3 separate regions of the Mus musculus genome follow, and all the other regions are linked to region 2. The links are chromatin loops, found by intact Hi-C in ENCODE. Cell type or tissue: left cerebral cortex. All regions are shown on one strand. Region 1 has its middle 120 kb from the start of Gm29823. Region 2 has its middle 23 kb from the start of Gm24968. Region 3 has its middle 73 kb from the start of Gm29823.

Region 1 (8,000 bases), 360 kb before region 2:
TTAACCTCCTCTGTTCACTGATGAGTTTAAAATGCTGCTGTTTACTTCGCTGCTGAAAATGGAACTTTCTCCTCATTTAAGCAGTGGTGTTCTCGTTTGGTGCTGACAAGCCACGGATTGTCAAAATTGGACATCTTGCCATGAATAAAGATGACAACTGAATAAGTGACTCAGAAATAAGCCCGACAAGAGAGAAGCAAAGAAGCTTGAATGTGGAATTTAAATACACTTCTTCTGTCATTTGGGGACACCGAACAAGTCAGGTGGCAATGGTTAAGCAACAGGCATGTGGGCAGTAGCTCTCATGATCCCCGCATTGCCAAGATACCTTTTCACAATTGTTCTTGCTTTGGCGTCTGTGAGTCAGATCCCTGCGAGTTTGGGTGTGGTAAGATCCAATTTTACCGTTATAACTTCAGACACCTGCTCCGATGAGAGTTGGAGATCGCACCTGAAGAAGTTATGTCTTTATTACTACTAGGGTTAAGTATGGTGTTGGGTCTCATTGATTAGCTACTCCAAAGATAGATTTCTGCCAACAGATAAAGAATACTAGCATCCGGTAATGGAACAGATGTTCAGGGAGGAAGACTGAGAGGGTCCCTATTGCTCAAAATACCCTGTGTTTTCATGGAGACAAACACTAGATAAAATGAACATGTTCCCAGTTTCATTGATCATCAAAGCTTAGTATTGTATTAGATAATATTGTATAGAATGTCTGAGGCACAGAAAGAACTAGTGCCACCTGTTGTTAATATAAATAACTTTTTATTTATACACTGTTACAATCACAATCATAGATCATATACAGTATTAATATTGAGAAGATATACAAACTACTGGTTTTCTGTACTGGGCATCTTTGTTAATTTCTAACTGATGTACTTCTGAATTTGTTCATTTTATCTTTCTGTCATTGCCTCTTATTGAAATTTTCTGAGTGTATTTAGGGAGGACAGAAGAGTCTTTGAAACTGCACGTTGAATAAACACTTGAACAATTTGCAGTTGCCACAACTTTTCCATGAGTGACAGTAGAGTGCCCAACTGGTTTGCTAAGTATTTGAACAGGTCATGGAGGCTGCAGGTTTTGTGATTCCCTACGTTGCCACAAATCTGACTATTTGTTGATTTCTAAAACACTTTGCAGTGATTTGTCATCACTGGGAGAAATATAGTTTCTGACATTGACTGGATAAAGGGCACGGTTACTGCTCAGTGCCCCACAGTGAGCAGGAGAGAATTACAGTATATGAAAGAATTGTCTGGCCTCACATGAGAACTATTGTCCTAAACGATTGCAATTAATGTAATTATTCTTCTTTAAAGAAGATAAAGGTGTCTGCTATGAATTTCCAAACAACACATTGTATAATATTTAATAAGTGTGGCCAAGATGATTAATTAATAATCAACTCAATTAAATTTTATAATGCAGTGGGGAGAATAATCGGTTTAGGAGTAAACTGGATTTGTATCTTAGATCTGTAATTGATTGTGTTGCCCTGATCAAGTTACTTAACATCTCAAATTAAGTTAAAACAGTTTTACGGCAACACAATACAATCATTCTCAACTTTTAAACTTCAATGATGAGTCAATTACATTGAGATTTTAGTATAATAGATCCTTTTAAGAATTATTCTCTGTGTCTTCTATGCTTCATCTAATTTCCAAAGAGTGAAAAGATAACTTTAAATATTTGAGTCCTGCATTGTATAGTCTACAAAAATACTTTTTATTGGGCATATGTTCAGTTTCCATCGTAATGTAATCTTTTATGAAGTCTAGATGACATGGGCTACCATTTTCTTCATTCTTGATATTGTTGGTTCAGTCTTACAATAGAAAGGGTGCGCCTGCTTTGGGTCTATAGGCTGTTACCTGTTCTTTGTGTACAATAATGTAAGTACTAAATGCTCCAGATGGTACCACAGATGCAGAAAGGTTAGGAGATGTAATCAATTGTCATACCAGAGAGGCATTCAGTGTGATTTCGAGTTTATTGTGAGTCCCTCCTGACTGAATTAGAATGTCATGTTCTGTGACAGGATAGTAGTAGATTAGGTGCCTGCACTTCACTGCTGTCCGGGATAAAAAAGGGGGAGAAATGCAGTGTGAACTGCCTCTCTCAGTGCCTGTGCTTGTCTAATAATGTGTGCTCTCCTTAAATCACAGTTCAAAGTCTTGACGATCATGTCTCGATATCTGTTCTGTGAGCTGAGGAAATGAATCACAATATTATCAGAAAATGCCAGAAAGCCCTGTGCACGGAACACACTGAAGAGTGGGTGAAGTTTCCAATTCTGAAGGAGCCAGCTTAAAGTTGCCTTCAGTTTATGCAGGAAAAATAGTAAGCAGAAACAGAGCTGGGAAACAGGGCTATAGATGTTCTTTCTGTAATATGGGCTTACTTCTGGAAATTTGACAAATTCTAACTTGAGAAAAGTTGGTTTACAACGCTTTCCCCACACAGGTGAGAAAGATTAATGCGTTATTTAGTTGGGCAAAGTTTTAAAGCATATATGCTTTTTGAAAATGATTAATCCTTTAACAAGTCTAGGTTAGGAAAATCCATTTTAACAATTACACTTTTGACCTGAAACATGGTTGCCCACCATAGTGTGGCTGATTGACTCTTTCAGTAGCACTTAAAAATTCTGGAAGAAAATGTTTTGAAAGGGAACATATATTAGGTTTTTTTTTTTTTTTTGAAAGATAAGTATAAAAAAAAAGGTAAGCCTGATTTGAAATTGGTTTTATAAAGTATTTCACTTGACATCACAGTGTGGTAATTGGAAGTTAAATTGTGGAGTAGAAATACTATCAGACTTCAAGATGGGACTTGTGGGCCACCAGAGAAATTGAACTCAAGTAGAATGTTCAAATTTGATGAATTTTTGCAACTTTTACATCCCACCTAAGTGACTGTGTAGGGAAAAAATAAGTAGTTGTTTTCCTAGCAGTGTGTTAGCTGGTGTTCACTAATCAGTCATGGAATTCTCTTTCATGAAGAGAATTTGTAAGTTAGCAGGTAAAGTATTTATAATAATATCTGTTGCCTTAAGTGATATGTTCAAATGGTTTTTGCAACAGTCTCCTGAGAATATTATGGTTAAATTTTTAAGAAAGCTGGAAGTGTGAAGGCATGAAGACTTGAAATTGTCTTCCTCGGTTTGCTTGAGTTTATGGAATATATTTTCATCTTTTAGTCATAGTTCTGTTTTTAAATAACTCTGTTCTGCTCCATGAGAGACATTTCAGTTCTAAATGTATGCAACCAAATTACCTCTTAACCCTCATTTTCAAACTGCAGTTCAATCAGGATACTCCAGATGGCACACAATGATGATAAAATTATGCATATGTTACATTGAGGGATTGAATATGCAAACAGAAGGAGCTGGTTAACTAAGGCTTTCATATTGCCTTCAGGACTTTACCATTCCCCTACATAATGAAAAAAAAAATACAGATAATGTTTTGCTTGGTTTTAGGATTTGACATTTTGTTTAATATGGCAAATAAAATGCAATACAATATGTAACAATCCATCAAAAAATTTGCCAGTGTTAGTATAAACGCAAATGTTTCCCTAACAAATCAGTAGCCAAGGATATGTTTTACCTTAGTTCATAACCAATATTGCTTGGATTGCACCATGCTCTTGAGAAGACAAGTAGATACAATCAAACCTGATAGCATTCACACAAGTAGCCATTTTTTTTTTCTAAATGCAGGAATGGGAATAAGGTTATTCACTTTTGTTTGCATAACTTTTAGGGAAAAAAAACCTGAAAACATTATAAGGGATAAGTAGAAGAAAACAAAAGGAAACAATGAAATAATTTAGCCTTAATTACTAAACAATTACTGACTCTTCTACAACTGAATAACTCTTTTACAGCTCTGTAGCTCTGTATTGTGAAAGCTACTAATTGGACACTACTTTTTGTAAATGAAAACAGTTAAGAAAGTGATATGTTGGTCAATATATAATTATGTTGTTCTCAGGGAAAAAAACTGGTTTTGCTCCAGTAAAAATTTTCAGTTTTACTCAAATAAGCTTAAATAAGAGTATAAGAATTATATAGTTTTAAAAGAGTAAAAAGAGTAAACAAAATTGGTACTGGCTCATTCACATAGTATTCTATATAATGGCCAGTACTGTATATTAATAATCTTGGTTTTAATAAAGCTAGGAGAGTGTATATATGCACTTGCACATGCACATGAACACACACACACACACACACACACACACACACACACATACACTCCTCTCCCCCTCACCATCTCCTCCAAAGTTATTCTTTAAAAATGTTTAGTCATAGTGTGTAGCTTTGTATGAATTGGTGACACATTTTTTTTCAGTGATCTTAATTGAAGAAGTCCTTTATGAATATGGGAGATTGCGTGCTCATTCTCCCTACACTTTCATGCATTGATTTTGATGAACATTTCATGCTAAAGGAATTTCCAAAGTAAAACAATTCAGAAACCATGAATAGTAATTGAGTCCTTTGGTTCTATTCTAAACTTAAAAATCATTATTCTCCATTTAAAGCAGACAAATCATGTTTTTGTACAGCACAGTGCTCTGTCATTTTACTGAGTTTTGTTGATGGTTGTTTCCAGTGAGCTGGGCTGGAATATTAAGCTCTCTGCTTCCTCTTACTCTCTCTTGCTGTGCTGGGCACATTTAGGGTCTGTTTGAAATGAGCAAAAAGCAATTCTGTTGTTCATAAAAAATAACTTGTAAGCTGGTGTGACTGCCTATTCTTTATTTTGTGAAAGGCTGTGCCATTTTCCAGCCTTTGAAACTCTGGCAACGGGCTTGCTGAAAGTCAGTTTAAATGTACTGTCGTGCATAAACAATCAAGTGTAAAACACAATAAAGTCTCCACTTCAGGGTTTGCTTTTCACACCAAATACATCAGCTCAATCCACTAGTACATGCAGAGGCAGATGGGATATTTTTTGTCAGAAACTAATTTCAAGTGTCATGTAGAAGCCAAAGAATAACAGAAGTTTATCATGGTAAAATATTGTTTTTAATACTAAAAAATGGACTTGTAGCATTTGTATTAAAATGTAGCTACCACTGTCTTTGCAGGTTGATGCAACCAATTCCTCCATACTGATGCCGCATGGGAGAGCAGAGAGACCTTCTCCTAGCATGGCTTGCATTGTGACTCACAGTGACCAGTTCATGTTTGGATAATCGTCTGTTCCTTTTGTCTCATAAGAAAAGAAGTATTTCTATAGTTATTAAACATTAAGCATGGTGCTTTAATGCAAAGATTGCCATTTTTTATTAAATATTTTCTTTATTTACATTTCAAATGTTATCCCCTTTCCTGGTTTTCACCCCCTATTTTCTTTCCCCTCCCCCTGCTCATCAACCCACCCACTCCTGCTTCCTGGTCCTGGCATTCCCTTATACTAGGGCATTGGGCCTTCACAGGACCAAAGGCCTCTCCTCCCACTGATGACCAACAAGACCATCCTCTGATACATATGCGGCTGGTGCCATGGGTCCCATTTCTATTGGAAGCTCTTTGTTGCAGTGATTTTTAGGCTTGCTCTTGTAAAATGTCCTCATCGAAACTCTGTGCCATATACTTCTGTCTTCCCACAGCGAGATTTCATAGTAACTATTCCTGATAGATGTACTATGCATTTCAGTTATGAATTGATTCCTACTTAAAAAACATTTCCACAGAAATTGTAATTTTTATACACTCAGTAGGTATTGTGGTCCCAATTGGATGGGAGGAAAGAACAGCTCTGAAATATTGTCATTCTTTAATGTTTCCTGTCTCTTTTATCTTTCCTCACCTTTCTTCCCTGTCTCCTGCTTCCCCCTGCTCACTCCACTTCCTGTTTACTTTTGCTCTTCCTTCTGTTCCTCTCATTTTTCTTCAGTTCTTTTCCTTCTTTTTTTTTAATGCTTATTCTAGAAATAAAATATGAATATTCAGGAAAAAAGAGTATATAAGATAATATGTGAATATTGTATAATCATTTTAAAGGTTTGCTTCTATTATTTATGTACATTGTATAGGTTTGTGTGTCTACATGAGTGAAAATCACATTGTGTCACATTTGGACCTGGATTTATATGTAACAATGAGCTTCCTGATGACATTGTGAACAGGACTTTCTGTCCTATGGGAAGACTTCCCTAACTGCTGCTGCGGCATCTATCCACCCTCAGCGTACATATTTTAAACAACACTCAGGAGCTGAGTAATAACATATTTCTCATGCAACATGGTTCTAACATCAAGCTACATACTTTATATAGTATGTACACACACACACACACACACACACACACACACACACACACACTAACAAACTGGAACAGCAACGTTGACAAAATAATAACTATGTTTTCTGATGCTAGAAGGAGAGCCTATAGTATTTGCTGAGAGATTGCATGAGGGCCTCTCTGAGACATCCTAATAAATCTGTAGGGTGTATTTGACCATTAAGGAGTTACACTTAAGTTGGTGAATGTAGAGTCTGATCTCTCAAGCAACATGTGTATCTACAATAAAATAGAAACATGGCAGATGTATCTGGTGGTTTGAATTGATGGCATAATTCTGAACTATATAAAGAAAGTAGAAACCACCAGGGACTTATCTTGCCATTATGAAGTGATAAAGACTATAAGCAGAAGCTTAATACAAATTTTACTATTCACACTAGATAAGTTTTTGATGAATCTGGAGTTCAGGATGAAGTTGTCAGACAAAATACTCCATACAAATTTAAACCTAAATGTTACCAAAACAACAATGTTATTTCAGCAATATGTTTGAGACATTCTAAATGTTATCATTATGTGCCAGATATTAAATTTTAATTGTACCTAATGCTTTTTCTTTACTAAATCTTTGCAGTTCAAGTCTGTAGCCATCTTTGAAGTGGGAGTCAAAAGAGTGGATGAGTGTAGAAGGAAGCCTTGGCTTCCCTTGTATAGCTCTTAGAAATTTAATCCCACCCTGTGATCATACAAAATGCGATGGTACCCTGATTAGATGGCTAAGGGGTGGTGGTGCTGGTGCTTTTGGACGTAGGTGTATTAAAAAATAGATTTTTAAAAAGGATCAACAAGACACATTAAAGACATGTAGTAGTAAGTCTGAAGGAGTGATGAAATAGTTTAGCTGCCTGATGCTAATTCGTGGAATACCAAGGGACTTACTGTACATTGGATTGAGTAACAAATGATGGAGACAGAACTACCAGGGCCCTTAAATTTTTCATGGCAATACTTCCTAGTTTCTCCTGTTCACCCTTAAACATGTGTTTGTTCAGGAGGCAGGGGAGAAACCTTTTATTTTGAAATGCTATATTTTTCTGCCAACTTATTCTAGTCTTTGAGAAAGGTGACCTAGTATCACAGGAATGAAAGAAAACTATTTATTGCCTGCTATAGCCTAAATACTCTGTAAATGCTCTAAACCAAATGTTTCCACTTTTTATATAAGAAGACAAGAATCAAAAAGGTTATCATACACCTAAGATCACAAATCCAGAAATTGCTGGCACTGGGATTAGACTCCAATGTAACCAGAGTATGAACAGTCTTATTATTGCTTAACTACATTAGGAAAAAAAAAAACCTGAATCACAATTACATTACAATGGCTTGAACTACAGTGTTTAAAAGTTTAAGGGATTATTTTGGACATGGTTCTGCCATTCTTTGAAGTAACCCAAATTTAAATTCTATAACTTAAATATACTGTCCCTAGAATTTAAACAAGAGCCTAACATGTGTTTTGTGAAACACTGAGGCTTAGACACTGCACTTGAACACTAATAGGTACCATCATTCATAATCTACTTACCAGTTACTTTATTTAAACCATGCAGGTGCTTATGCTAAGTACCCTCCTGTGATATTGCAGAAACCACAATTGGAGCAAAGAACATACCCCTCCAAATGCAAAGCTCCCTTTGTGTTGGTGGAATGTGGAG
Region 2 (8,000 bases):
TAAGTTTAGTCTTAAAACATTAAATAACCATAATCTTACATTGATAGAGATCTTTATATTTGATGCAAAATTAAAGCCATAGTTTCTAACATTGATACAGAATATATATACATATATATATATGTATATATATATATATATATATATATATATATATATATATATATTCTAGTTTTAAACTTTTCATTGGTATAAAATTTTATATACAGGTAAAAAATTAAAATTAATATTGTTACTCTTAGGCATAGTGACTATACAACTCATTTAAGAATACAAAGGCTTTTTAATAGCTACAATGAGAGGGCTAATATCCAAAATATATAAAGGACTCAAGAAGCTAATCACCAAGAAATCAAATAACTCAATCAAACATAAGGCATAGAACTAAACAGAATTCACAACAGAGGAATCTTGAGTAGCTGAGAAGCACTTAAAGAAATGGTCAAAGTCCTTAGTCATCAGGAAATACAAATCAAAACGACCTCGAGATTCCCACTTATACCAATCAGAATGGAAACGATAAAAAACTCAGGTGACAACACATGTTCACAAGGATGTGGAGAAAACGGAACACTTCTTCATTGCTAGTGGGATTGCAAACTGGTACAACCACTCTGGAAATCAATCTGGAGGTTCCTCAGAAAATTGGAAATAGGTCTATCTGAAGACCCAGCAATACAACTCTTGGGAATATACTCAAAAGATGCCCCACCATGCCACAGGGGCACATGTTCCACTATGTTCATAGCGGCCTTACATGTGATAGCCAGAAGCTGGAAACAACCTAGATGTCCCACAACAGAAGAAAGGATACAGAAAATGTGGTTCATTTATACAATGGAGTACCACTCAGATATTAAGAACAAGTACATCCTGAGTTTTGCAAATGAATGGAACTAGAATACATTATCCTGAGTGAGGTACCTCAGACCCAAAAGGACATGCATGGTATGTACTCACTAATAAATGGATATTAGCCAAAAAGAAGTACAGAATACCCAGGATACAATCCACAGAATTCAAGAAGGTTAACAAGCCAAAAGGCCTCAATCCTAATTGGGAGGGAAAAGAAAGCAATCATGGGGGTGGGACGGGGGAAAGTGGGAGCTGAATGGGAAAGAGGACAGGGAGTGGAAGAGGGGAGCATGATCAGGTATTGGGGGGAGAAACAGGAATGAAGCTCTGTGTGGACAAGCAGAAAGGATAGAAACAGGCAAGCTAAGGAGGTAGGAGGAGGGGGACCTGCTTGAAAGTGTTAGAGACCTAGGAAGTGAGAGACTGTCAGGACTCAAAGGGAGGGACCTTAGATGAAATGCCTTACAGTAAGGAGAGGGAACTTGTAGAGTCCATCTTCAGTAGAAAGACATCAAGTGGAGGGATGAGGTTGCCATTCCACAGTCAAAAATTCTGACCCAGAATTCTTCCTGTATGAAAGAACTGCAGGAACAAAAATGGAGAAGAACCTGAGGAAAAGGAAGTCCAATGATAGGCCCCAAATGGGATCCAGCTCAAGGGGAGGTCCCAAGACCTGACACTATTAATTATGCTATCATGCTTACAAGCAGGGGTCTATCATGACTGTCATCCCCGCCCCAGAAAGGCCCACCTAGCATCTGAAAGAGTCAGATACTTACACCTAACCAATGGACAGAAGCTTGTGACCCCTGTGGTTGAATTAGGGAAAAGCTGGAAGAAACTGAAGAGGAGGGTGACCCTATAGGAAGACCAGCAATCTCAATTAACCTTGACCCCAGAGATCTCTCAGACACTGAGCCACCAACCAGGCAGCACACACCAGCTGATGTGATGCCCCCAACACATATACAGCAGAGGACTGCCAGGTCTGGGTTCAGTCAAAGAAGTTGTACCTAACCTTCAAGAGACTTGAGGACTCAGGGAGTGAGGAGGTTTGATGGGGTGGGGGTTGGGGGTTGTGTCTCCTGTAGAGTCTATGGACTCACTAGCCACAGGTAGTAATCTAAAATCACAGTATTTGGCATAGACTCATTTTTAAATATAATGAGCTTTAAGATCAGATGTTTGTTGATTATTCTCAAGATATAAGTGCCAGTATTGCACTGTTGGGGTATCTTATAATGAGGGATATATGCTTTGTAGCTGAAGGGAGACTACAGATTGGTATTTTTTTTTCCCTTTTTAGTTTACACATCACCTTTGCGTAGTATGAGAGGTAGTCCTCAGAGAGGAGGTTTTGATATCAGTTCCAGCTTGATTCCTCCAAGTCCCCAGTCTGACTCTGTTCTCTTTTGCAGGAGGGCTTTCCCTTCTAGGTCTGTCACTTTTCTAACCCTCAATTTTATTACACCTAAAGTGGAATTTAATGCTTATTTCAGAAAACATTCTGAAACTGAGTATTAGAAAGATGCGTGTATTTTATATGTGTTCGAGTATGTAGTGCTTTCCAGCCTTAAATATATGTAGAGATCTGGATATGTTCCTAAGCAGTAACTTTACTGTAACAAAACAGACGGTATCACAATAGATATAGTGGAGCAGTAATCACTGAAAATCAGTAACATCTAAATATAAAGTTATTATTTAAAAAAAAAAGCAGCAAGAGGGAATACAAAGAAAGACTGTGAGAGAGACTGGCAGTGCCTGCATTTGCTCTTTGAACAAGAATGAGATACAATGTCTATAGATCTTTAACTGGTTCTTTAAATGCACACAGATGTTAAAGAGTGTGAAGGCTTGAATGATGTCTGTAGTTGAGTTAGTAGGGTTGACTCATGATGCTTTCGTGATATGGATTAATGTATTATGATTACTCAAGTTTATTTTAACATTAGTGTAAAGTAAAGTAGGCAATGAGTATGCATGAGCTTTCTGAAATTTTCTACAATGAAAAACAAATCATAGTAAAATACTGATTAAAGTTCCCATGAAGTGCAGTCTTGGGCAAAAGCTATTTTAAAATTTAAGCTATATCTATTTCCTAAAATAACTTGGCTCGGGATATTTTTAAAAGACAGATCTCCCTATACAGCCCAGTCTGGGCTTAAGCTAACAATCCTTCCTCCCCAATTCTTAAGTGCTCGCATTGTACATGCATGCCATTTGCCTAGCTGTTAAGGATGTACTTAAATTTAGATTGATGCAAAGATACTTTTCATCTATCAGCACCATGAAATTATCCTAGCTAGTTTTTCTTGTTTTATATATATATATATATATATATATATATATATATATATATATATTTATAGTTTGAAAGAAACAGTTATTTTCCTTGTAATACATTGTTAACACTGAGAATTACAGAATAAGTAAACATACACAACTTAGGGAAAAGATAATAGTTATGATAACTAGCTTTGCTAAATTGTGCTAACGCTGAAAATACACAGGCTTTGTAAAGCCTTAGAGAATTCTTAGATGTATTCAAATCCACAAAGGATATTTTTCTAATTTGAAAACTATCTAATCCCTTTGCCCTTTAGTGTCATTTTATGTGGATGAGATGTGAACCCTCACAGAATGTCTGGACATTTGTAACATCTTGATGTCTGTTGCCACTGTCTCTATGTTTGCATTTGTTTTGGTGTTCCTGCATGTGTGTCTCTGCTTGTCTTCCTGCTCAAAAGTAGCAGGAGAAAAGCTGCAGCCACTTCTGGAGCTGTGTCTCCCCCCAGAGGCATTTCAACACTGCTTCTGATGATTTGTTCATAGACCGAGAATCACAGACACTGTTTTTACTAATTTTGTTTTGTTTTGTTTTGTTTTGTTTTGTTTTGTTTTGTTTAATTTTAGGTTAGGAATCTGAGTAGTCAGTTAGTAGGGTTATCTCCGAGTTAGTTAAACATTTTTGAAAATCAATAGAGAAGCATTGAAATAAATTAAAAATATGAGCAGAATTTTAATCTTAATAATTTGAGAATGTATCTGGCCATTTTTTTTATAAAAAATTTTGTTCTTCCTGCCGTTTTTATATTGATTAAGGGGGGAAAGTAAGACCGAGCACAGAGGGCATGTTGACATAGCTGCTATGTGTACAGCACTTCTGAAAGAAAACATTTGTAGATAACTATTGTGTTCCAAGCATATGTGTTAACTGGTTACTCTTTATAGAATTCTTGTTTTATACTGATTTAGCTTGAAAAGCAGTTTTTATAAAGCCATTCATTTTCTAGTCACTAATATCACAGGCGATCTTTAAATAAAGAAAGGCTTATTTGAAAGTACTTTTGTCGCAAAAATCTCTTTTCTATTTAACAATAGTTGTGGGAGGGTGTTGCATATAATTTGCCATGTATTGGATTTTATTCACTTCTTGCCACAACATGGTTTTTCTCCTTATTAGTTGTCACATTAGTATTCCTTCACATGTTCTGAACAATGAAAGACCCAGGCGCATCTGCCACTCTAGAAACTTTTAGGAAAAGCAACACTAAGAAACATCAAATCAGGTAGTGTGTGCAATTTTTCACTGAGCAAATTACTTTTCTGAAGGGGATCAGGTAGCTGTTGGGGTAGGTAATTGGATGGAGAGTTCCTCACCTCCAGGGTGGCCTTTGTACCCAGAGAGGGTCAGTGTTGACAGAAAGCCATTACCATTTGATTGCTGTTTGCTGATCTGTGTGAAATAAGTTGATGGCATCTGTTCAGTTTCTAGTGGACATGTATCCGAATCACATTTGGCATCCTAGTTGGTAGCTCCAGAAAAAGAAAGATGGATTGAGCAGGTTGTGATGTTACACTGACCCTTCAGTTTAAGATGGACTTTCTTTGGAGAGGAACTTTCCTTTATCATGATCACACTCCTTGTCTACTTGGTGGATAGACTTACGGTATTAGAGACCTCAGATCAAGACCGTAATACACTTGAATTTCCTTCGGAAAATTAATCGAAATCTTGATCTTATTTCCAAAGGCTCTTCTTCATTCTGAATCAAATAAAATTTGGGTAACTACTAATGTAGTTCATGAATAAATAGCAGATATATAAGTACAAAGATGGCATAGAGTTTGTTTTTAAACTCTTTTAAGAACACTAGTGTGTCTGCTACTGCAGTCTTAAGTTGCCTTTTGTTCTCAGAAACATTCACAGCTCCATTTTGTTGCCTTGATTTATATTTCCTTTATCTGGAATAATAATTTTATGGTTATCTGGGGCTGCCCAATCTTTTGATATTGAGACATGTGATCTATAGAATTTATGCTCTTGATCCAGGAAATAAAATTGTCCAAATCATACCAAGTTTTAAGGAAGTTTAGTACTCTTTTTGACCAAATGCTGTTCAGGATCTATATGGGTTGGCTGTACTTAGAACTTAGGATTTTATATCAGGCCTTCTGTGAAGTCCAGTCTTCATAATAAAGTCATGTCTAAATACTCTCAAATATAATAACAGTATTTTGCTTTCTAAATGATACAATTAAGTAAATTATCATATATTTTGATTGCAGAATATCTTTTGAATTAGATTTCAAACAAAAGAACTTCATTTTGAATGTGAATACAAGAAAAATAAATAGTGGTTTATGAGGATACTGAAAAATGTACCACCAAATCTAAAGACACACAATTCTGCTAGTATTACCCAAATGAAATGAACCCCAAAGATGTACATTGACTAAGAGCAGACAGACATAAATAAGAAAACCCAAAATTATTTTATAGCGAGTAACAAATAATAACCCATTATGTAAATTATAGAAATCATGAGAGCAGAGATGTTGAATGAATAGAAGCTTGTAAGTGTTTGGGTTTTGACAGTCATTCTTTAGTTTAATTTGATGGGACATATAGATATAAATGATATATACATATATACATATACACTGTTGGGGTCCAAGACTCACACCAAAACTACACAAACACTGATCTCAGTCACAGTGGCATGGTTTATGGAACAGAGGCCCTAAGACTGATAGATCAGGGCCAGAGCTCAGAATTCAGGGCTGAGGCTATGGCCACACCCACTTCTCAGGGATGGCTTATAAAGGAAATAACTACAATGAGCTCATCTGCAGGTGACGGAAATGCTCCTCTGTGGTCGACTCTGACTCTGGCTCAAGCTATTTTTGGATAGCTAGACAGAAGAGTTCAAACTAACCTTTCTTCTAATTGGCCCCAGTTGAAGCTTACAGTTGTCAATTATTTTAAGACAAACAAAACTCAGGGCATATAGAACATAACAGAATATGTAATCAGCATGACCTTGCTATGAGTCAAGTTATTTTTCTATGTCAAAGATTGTCAGGTATATTAGAGCAATAATATAAAATAGGCAGGCATGGAACAAAATGGCTACAACTATGCTAGAGTGGCAGGCTTCAACATATCACACGTATTTAGTGAAAAAAGAATTTAAATCTGTTCAAACATTGTTTTTATATTGTAATTTATGTGAAAATATAGAACTATGAAAAAAATCAAGATTGATTAATAGTGACTGAGCTTGAGCATTGATCCTCTAATGCTGTGCCTTTGATTCTTGCTCAAACAAATTCTTTTTTTTTTATCAATGATATTTTCACTGATAAATGAGACATATCACATCAAATGAGTTCATTTGGATTATTTATATTTTATATAAACAAGTGTTCTAAATATTTCCCTATGGTAACTCTTCTGTGGCAGCTATTCTTGGTTGTCAACTTGACTACTTCGAGAACTTACTAAAAATCCAAGAAGATGGACTTGCTGCACACACTGGGGGATTCTTCTTGATTGGATCATTTGAAGTGGGAAATGTCAATTTAATCCCAGATCATTTGAGGTTGGGAGAATCACCATAAATCTGGGCCACACTTTACGGCAGCCAATCTAAAGGACATAGATCAGAGCTTCACTTTTTGCCTTCTTGTTATCTTTTTCACTGGCAAGCTCATATATCTTGCTGCTGCTGGGATACATTCCTTGGCCGGGATTCGAGGCAGGTTCTTCAGGATTCCAGAATATACCCAAGACCAGCTGGTGACACCCAGCCTCCTCCGGGACTGAAAAAGCTATTGGATATTTGGAGTTTCTTTCAAGATACAACCACTATTAAAATAACTATATCACAGCTTATGAGCCATTCTAATCAATCCCTTTTTTAAGATATAGATTCATTCCGCGATTTCTGTTCCTTTAGAGCAGTGGTTCTCAACCATACTAATGTTGGAGCACTTTAATGAAGTTCTCGGGTTGTGGTGCCCCAGCCATAAAATTATTTTCATTGTTACTTTATAACTATAATCTTGATGTAAATATCTCTGTTTTATGATGGACTTGAGTCTTGTGAAAGGGTCATTTAAAGCCCCCAAATGGATCATGACAAATAGATTGAGAACCTCTGATCTAAAGAAGCTTGATTACTAAATGCTCCAAATTTGCGAGAGGGTAAATATATTATAATAGTAAAATTTAAACTTATCTAAATATTTTCCAAATTATCCAGTAGTATTAGTTGGATTTGTATTATTCAAATATATATGTGCATATATATATGTGTGTATATATATATATATATATATATATATATATATATGTGTGTGTGTGTGTGTGTGTCACATGTGCATATATGTGTGTAGGTATGCACATATATTTATATTTATTTCTTACACTATCTCACAAGTCTATTAAAAATCATAGTGAGAACAAATAATAATATGACAAACATCATACTCGACCCTGCCAGAGTATTAAAATGTTTTAATCACAGAATGGATCTCCACATGAGTTCCTGATTTAACAAATATGATTTAGGAAAAAAGGGATTCTGGAATGAAATTGTACAATGCGGGGTAGTCAATAGGAGACCTGAAAATGAAAATGAAAAGCACAATACATTCTTTTGGATATTTACTTAATACTTTTGGCTATTTCATCTCCTAATATATAAATTTAAATATATGTCAATTATTTTATGTTTTTGAAGACAGAAATTCTAACCTATATAATAGTAACTAACTTCACCAACAAGGGTTGTTCACACAAAACATTGATATAATAGAGAAATACAACTTAGTATCTATTGTTTGTGGATCACATT
Region 3 (8,000 bases), 320 kb before region 2:
CAAAGTCTCTGCCACCTCTTAGTCCTGAAACACTACTCATCACACTGGAACCCTGGAGGACACAAATGACTCAAATCACCACATCTGGAATCCTCACTAATTAATGCAAAGCTAAACTCCAATATTGGCTGGGAAGTTTTCTTTATGTACTGATTGTATCTTTCCTTGAGAAGATATGTAAAGATCATTCCAGGTAGGGTACCATCCAGTGGATAAAGAAACAATTGCACCCATCTATCTTAGTGAAATATCAAATTTATTGGAGTTTCCTTGCAGGGTCATGGATGATACAGAGGCAGAAACATTACTAAAATATCCATCTCAGTGTGGATGACGCTGCATGATATTTTCTCTTCCCAGAAATTGTTTCCTCTATTTATAACACGTTTCCAACCCTGTGTGTATATGCCTGGGGCGGGGTGGTGAACCTGTTAACTGGGTTTTGAAAGTTTTATTTACCTCTTAGGGCCTTGGAATCTCCCACTTTATTCCAGGAGAGAATGGTACTATTGGGAGGAAATGGCTTTACAACTCCCTCCCAAAGCAGGATAAAATCCTTTAGGTAGAGTTGTTAAGATCTAATCTCTCCCCTCCCCTCCCCCTCTCCCCTTCCCCCCCCCTCTCTCCTTCTCTCCCTCTCCTCCTCACCCTCTCTCTCATTCTCCCCCCTCTCACCCTCCCTCCTTCCCTCCCTCTTTTTCTTTTTCAGTTTATAGAGAAAGAGAGACCATTAAAGTGAGAAAATTTCAGAGTGCCCAATAGAGTAGTGCTAAATTTAGGGCATTTATACTTATTTTTAGATATTGTATGTTTTTCTCTATGTTTTGGTTTATAATAAAAAACACACCTTGAAAAATAGAATTATTTGTTTAAAAGTGCTGCAGGCTTTCCCATTTTTTGATGCTTCTCCCTTTTGTTCTGCACATGGACTATATTTCTAAGGGTTTAGAAGTATGCTTACATCCTCTACTGAACACAAAATTAACTACAGAGAGCAGAAAATGGCTTATTTATCCCCAAGCAAGAGATTAAAATAGAATATAGATATTTTGGGGGGAGGTGTCTATTTGGTTATATATATCCCAAGTCTGTGTGTGTGTGTGTGTGTGTGTGTGTGTGTGTGTGCTTTCCTGAAACACTCCCCTTTTCTCTGTGTCTTTTGAGTACCAGGGACTTGCAGTGTATCTCTTGACTACATTTTTCATTTGTAATAATCTCTCTCTCTCTCTCTCTCTCTCTCTCTCTCTCTCTCTCTCTCTCTGTTTTTGTCTCCCTCTGTCTTTCTGTCTCTGTCTTTGTCTCTCTGTCCCCTCTCCACCACCCTCTCTTTTCCCCCTCTTGCCCCTCCCTCTCCTACCCCTTTCCCTCTTCCCCCTTTTCACCCTTCATTGGTTTGTGAAGTGTAGATTAAAACACTTAGAGTGACACTGGAGATGAGAATGTTAAACTTGCATTGGCAAAAATGAATAAGAATGAAGGGTAAATAAGATAATATGAGCACAGAGCCAATGATATAAAATTTTGGTAATGAGACAGAAAGAGTTTAGGACCATGTAATGGGAGGGAGGGAGGTATCCAACTGGCACAACTGTTCCTGAAGGGTGTGGATTATATATCCAATTTTCAGGTCTATAGAGCCTTTAGAGGATTTGTGTTGCTAGTACATTGTTAGGAAAGAGAGACAAAAAGTTTTGTTTTGTTTTGTTTTTTCACTTGCACTTACATAATAATGGAGGGAGCATGTCATGGATGTTTGTAGGGTATATGCATGTGGTATGTTTGTAGTGTGTCTATGTTTTTGTGTATGTGGTGGATTGTGATGTATATATGGTGTGTGTGTGCTTGTGTGTGTGTGTTTTGGTATGTGTGTGTGGTGGATGAGTGATTTATATGTGGGGTATGTGGATGTTAGTGTGTGAGAGTAGTTTATGTATGCATCTTTCTTACAGACTTAATTCAGAAAATGAACCAAGAATTCTTTCTTGATACTTTATTTCGTATGCATTTTTCATTTACAGCATATATCCCTGGTTGGTCATTAACTGTGCTGCATATATTGGAAGAGGAGATCACCCCATTTGTCTTTGAACTGAAGGTACATTGCACTCAGCTACTGATAACGATTTGCCTAGTTATTCAAACATCTTACTTTAAAACAGTTTCACATGATTGGATGTGAAAAAGATAATTAAAAACGGTTAGCCTGTGGTTTAAGAAATGGTTGGGGTTAATAGGATGATTTGAAACTTTCTCCTATAGTAAAAGTATAACTTACTTTTATAAATAATAAACTGCTCTCTTTTAAGCACTCCATGAAATAACTTCCTGTCGTTAAATTTTTGACCAACTCTCTCTCTCTCTGACACACACATACACACACAAACACACACACACAGACACACAGACACACAGACACACACACACACACACAGACACACACACACACAGACACACACCTGTAGTTATATGATCATCTACAGCAAGTATTCTGAATTTAATCCCCAGAGGGAAAGAAAAAAAAATTAACTTTAGCCACTCAAGGGGAATCTGTTTTATTCTTTTGTGAATCGCTAGCATTTTCCTCAGGATATTTCCAAACCAAGTTTGAAGAACCCACTGCTTCTACAGCGTTCATTATCCCACTGTTCAGGTCTGAAATCAGATGGACTATTTCAGTTTGCACTGTGAAGTTTTCGGTAGCTGGGCTTATTACCATACATCTGTTTAAGCAGACTCCTATTTGCTCCTAGTCTTCCTTTCTTTTGGTTTTTCTGCATGATTTCCCTGTCCTCACTGTCTGGCAGCTTTGGGTTTTCCTTGAGCAACTTAGAGCAAGCTTGCTTCCTCTCAGCTTAGAGGCTCTCCTTGGGAGGCATTTAAATGGCTTCTTGTCTGCAGCCCACTGCTCTCCTGGGCTGTGAATGGAAATAAGAAGAGGGCTTGTGGACATTTCCCATTGTCCTTACATATCAAGGGAACCACACTGTGATGAATTAACTGCAGATTGCAACAAACACTGCGACAAACAGATATGGTCTCCATGTTATGCGATTTTCATGATGGATTCCTTTCGGTGGTTCATCTGGTTCTTTTTAGCGTAATCTTATTTTTATTTTTGCTCAGTTTTGCAAAAACAAGCTGAAGCACATTTTTTTTTTCTGCTGTGAAACCTCTTGCACAAAAACTGAAGCCTATTATCACTTGCTTGATCTCACACTAAAGCACTGGAATTAAGCATGTATAATAATTTAACATTCGCGCCCATCTGCTACTGTCCTCCTCATTTTATTTTTAAAGGAGAACCATAAAAGAGCCCTAAAAGTCAGCATGTACTTCTCCCTGTTTGAGTTTTCGCTCACATCCATAATAGTGACAATTGTTCTGTTTCTTTGCACATCCTCAGTGCTTTCACATCTAAGAGACTGACCATATAGAAACCAGCAGCGTGTGCGCGGCCGCATCTCTCTTTTAGGCTGAGAAGCTAACAAATCAGTGTGTGTTGCACACAGCCCATCCAAGAACGTGATTTCTAGCCTCTCTGCTTTGGCTTCTGTGTAAAAGAACACCTCGGCTGTTATTCTCCATTCCCAGCTACACACAGTGTTTCCGATGGCCGTAATAAAAATTCTGCAGCTTCCTTTCAGATTCTACATTCTTTACATGACATCTAGAGGCCAAAATTGATGTGAGCATAATTAATCTTTCCACATGGCTATGCCGGCCCTAGGTATATCAGGGATGAGAAACACACTGTCTGCATACTTAAACTTACAGAACATCCCAGCACAGATCTGTATTCTGAGCAGGGCTCAGCATGATGCCATCATCCTGTGGATATAAAAGATAGAGAAAAAAAAAATCCAACAACCTTATGTGAAAAAAAAAAAAAAAAACAACATAAAGAACTGTAACTCCCTTCTCTCGTTTACATTTCATATTCTATAATGTTTGATGTTAATTCCAAGAAATTGTGAGATAAAACCTATTAGTGTCTCTGGCATTTACTCACAGCCATCAAGATGCTGATAGAAATAAAAAATGTAAAGTGGTTGATTCCGTTTTTTCTTTGACCAATTTTTAAGGGTAAGTATGTTTTTGCTGCCTCTAAAGTATTCTGAGAGCAGTGTTCTGACTCCTGCTTTAATCTGCATCCTTGCAAAAGGCACAGGCTTAGAGGGAAAATAACAGTTGTTCTCATCTCCTTGTCGAGAAGCAGTTCATTCAGTAATGATGGAGAAGTATCCGAAGCCTAGGCTCACCACAGCTATATTAAAGTACAGAGTCCAGGGTTTCTCTCTATGTATTTCGAATCTTGGAGAAGTTGACCTTTCAGTTTCCCAATCAAATAATGAGGCAAGGTAAAATAATATTTAAGTTCTGTACATCATAATAAAGTTTTTATCCATAGTGTATACAGGTCATACACAAATATATAAATGCATGTAATTTCCTTCTGTATATGTAAGACTATTATATGTTTATAGTTGTTAGATCTTCTGGAAATAGATAATAATATTGTTAGCCATATCTTATCTAATATCATGTCATCTGAAGTAGTTCAAATAACTCTTTATGTGTGATTGTATTGCACGTGTGTGTATTTGCTACATGTGGCATTCATTGACATAAGTAGAAGTCTATTATGAATCTTCGATTTATTATTGCACTTTTCAGTTGGCATTGTCATATATTTCATCTGTGTCTGTTGATGTGTGTACACTCAGATTCTTGCATCCTTTTACTTGCTGTCTTAGTACCCATATCTGCCACATTTTAGAGCCTTGTTTCTTAGTGATTGATCCCTATGATGCTATTAGTTTTATTATCATAAAACTCCAAGATAAAGGTCTTTCCATAAAATGTCCAAACTTTGATTTGTGGAATTTGTGGAGGTGTTTCCTGGATTATACAGTAGGATGAGGATTCCTGTCACAGGAAACATGCATATGTAATTTTCTTAACTATGGCCAGATGACTTTCCAGGATTGCACTTCCAATATCCACTGCCAGAAGGGCAGGCGAGTTCCCATCTCTCCATAGTCCTGCCAATGACTGGATTCACCCCATTCTCTGGTTTTCATAATTTACATGAAAAAATTATGACTTATTGTTCTTATAATTTTTATTCGATGAATATTAAGGTTAAACAACTCTCCATATGCTCATATTTACTAATGTGAACTATGTTTTAAAGTTCTTAGTGTTCTCAAATTTCCTGTCATTTGTAATGAACTCGAATACTTTGTCCATATTTTATCAACTTTAGATGTAGCAAATATACTCTTGGATGATAAATGGTCTCAAATTTTAACGTGTTTAAATCCATTATTTTCAATTTTATGACTTTTAGTCTCAAATATTTATTTCGATGTACCTATATAATAAATATTTCCAATTGCTTTTTTTTTTGCATTTTATAGCTAAATCTTTGGTATGGAGAACACTTGCATTTGTTACATAAAGTAGAAACTCACATATAGTTTTCTTTGTACAGTAAGCTACGTTCTCTTGCAATACTATTAAAATTCTATATTTTCTCCATGTTTTTGTGTTTCTGTTTTTGTTTTTGTTTTTGTTTTTGTTTTTTTAGGATTTCTTTATTATATGTAAGTACACTGTAGCTGACTTCAGGCACCCCAGAATAGGGCATCAGATCTCATCAGATCGGATGGTTGTGAGTTACCATGTGGTTACTGGCATTTGAACTCAGGACCTTCACAAGAGCAATCAGTGCTCTTAAGCACTGAGCCATCTCTCCAGCCCCGTGGGTCTGTTTTATTGCACATCAGTATCTATGTATATACTTCCCTTGAATTCATTAACATTTTTATCTACCCTTCACCAAATATACTTGTGCTTTGTCTTAAGATTTTTAGCTATGCATTCTAACTTGCTGATTGAATTACACATCTTTCTTCTTTACTGTTGATACTTATCTACGGTTATGGAGGGACACACCTCAAATCACCACCCCTAGATATCTAGAGTAGATAGATTGTGAGTTCCAGTTCCTGTCTCAAAAACTGAAACAGAAGGAAAAACAAAGCTAGGTTACCTTGGATGTGAATTTTGACAGCAATTTAAATATTATAATTTAGTTTACTGAATTTAGAAAAATATATCAGCTTCGGCTGATTGGTACTTTCAATTTGGGATGATTTTTTTTTTCTATAGATGAACATATTTTCTCCATACAGCTAAATATTACTTTGTGTATTTATTGAATGTATTTTTCTAGGGAGACATGAACAAACATCTATTCATGTTGTTATGGAACCAGTTATTGACCATGGAAGCTATCCATCCCAATCACACGTTGGTGAGCCAGTGAATTTATTGTGCGTACTTACTAAGCTGTGTGTTAAGTGGTGGCTCACAGGAGCATGGCTGACTCTTTTAGCTGCTACACTGAAAGTCCATCCCACAGTAGTAAAAGCTGCATTATTGGAGCTCCCTGAGGGACTTCCAGAGAGTGCCATCAAAGAAAAACCGTCCTCTCCTCCAGAAATTGTTTCTTTCTTTTCCAACCTCAGGAAGACGTTTCATGAGATGCATACATGTTGTGAGCCATCTCAATACATCCACAAGGGAATGTTCCAATCCAGGTTAAATAGGACACACCTATACAACAGGCCACTTCTTCATCCTTTTAACCCTTTCCTTCTCTTCTCTCCCTCTTCCCCTTCCCTTTTCTTTTCTTTCCTTTCCTTTTCTTTTTTCTTTTCTCTTCTTTCTCCCTTTTTTTATTGGATATTTTCTTTATTTACACTTCAAATATTTTCCTGTTTCCAGGTCTCCCCTTCAGAAACCCCTATCCCTTTCCCCCTTCCCCTGCTTCTATGAGGGTGTTTCCCCAGCCATCCACCTACTCCAATCTTCTCTCCCTTGCATTGCTCTACACTGGGGCATCGAACACCCTCAGGCCCAAGGGCCTCTCCTCCCACATCAAATCCATCTGTCATATATGTGGCCAGAGCCATGGGTCCCTCCATGTGTATTCTTTGGTTAGTGGTCTAGTCCCTGGGAACTCCCAAGGGTCTGGCCTGTTGACACTGTTGCTCTATCAATGGGGCTGCAACGCCCCTCAGCTCCTTCAGTCCCTTCTCCAACTCCTTCATCTGGGTGCCGTGCTCAGTCCAATGGTTGACTTCGAGCATCTGCCTCTGTATTTGTCAGGCTCTGGCAAAGCCTCTCAGGAGACAGCAGTAACAGGCTTCTGTCAGCAAGCACTTCCTGCCATCCACAACAGCATTTGGTCTTGGTGAATGTATATGGGATGGATCCCCAAACCCTTTGCTATTCTCGTTTGAAATGTTCTCTGAGTTTTGGAGAGAGGTGATATAGATGATTATTTTCTCCCAGTTGTAGATGATCAATTAATTGCTCTAGCACAGTAATGGTTACTAATTGCTGGAAGATGACTAGTTATGTGTCTCCCCATATAACTGCTTCCACGGCAAAAATGCTTCCCTCTACAAGGAAGGATAGCATCAATCTATGGCCATGAACATAAATATTTGGAAGGCAATTTGTTTTTGTCTTCTTTTGTTTTGTTTTTATTAATTAGGTATTTTCTTCATTTACATTTCCAATGCTATCCCAAAAGTCCCCCATACCCTCCCCCCCACTCCCCTACCCACCCATCCCCATTTTTTGGCCCTGGCGTTCCCCTGTACTGAGGCATATAAATTTTGCACGACCAATGGACCACTCTTTCCAGTGATGGCCGACTAGGCCATCTTTTGATACATATGCAGCTAGAGACATGAGCTCCAGGGTACTGGTTAGTTCATATTGTTGTTCCACCTATAGGGTTGCAGTTCCCTTTAGGTCCTTGGGTACTTTCTCTAGCTCCTCCATTGGGGGCCCTGTGATCCATCCAATAGCTGACTGTGAGCATCCACTTCTGTGTTTGCTAGGCCCAGGCATAGTCTCACAAGAGACAGCTATATCAGGGTCCTTTCAGCAAAATCTTGCTAGTGTTTGCAATGGTGTCAGAG

Evidence for each region. Peaks named below come from ENCODE experiments on the same cell type or tissue, not always from the same donor. Only the 100,000 strongest peaks of a DNase experiment are listed, where the experiment ranks them.
Region 1: it touches region 2 in a loop (5-fold over the local background); 6 of 42 quality-filtered maps call a loop at or near these places.
Region 3: it touches region 2 in a loop (3-fold over the local background); 5 of 42 quality-filtered maps call a loop at or near these places.

The regions. Positions count from the first base shown.
Region 1 is chr16:70,835,001-70,843,000 of GRCm38, forward strand. No RefSeq gene overlaps it. Among named protein-coding and RNA genes, the nearest start is that of Gm29823, 120 kb to the right of the region's middle. In left cerebral cortex, a CTCF peak has its summit at 3,330; DNase peaks (open chromatin) are centred at 188, 2,269, 3,320, 4,734 and 1 more place; H3K27ac peaks cover 698 bases.
Region 2 is chr16:71,194,093-71,202,092 of GRCm38, forward strand. No RefSeq gene overlaps it. Among named protein-coding and RNA genes, the nearest start is that of Gm24968, 23 kb to the left of the region's middle. In left cerebral cortex, CTCF peaks have their summits at 3,647 and 3,846; a DNase peak (open chromatin) is centred at 3,621.
Region 3 is chr16:70,878,036-70,886,035 of GRCm38, forward strand. No RefSeq gene overlaps it. Among named protein-coding and RNA genes, the nearest start is that of Gm29823, 73 kb to the right of the region's middle. In left cerebral cortex, CTCF peaks have their summits at 186 and 3,668; DNase peaks (open chromatin) are centred at 2,855, 3,517 and 4,183; H3K4me3 peaks cover 965 bases; H3K27ac peaks cover 1,452 bases.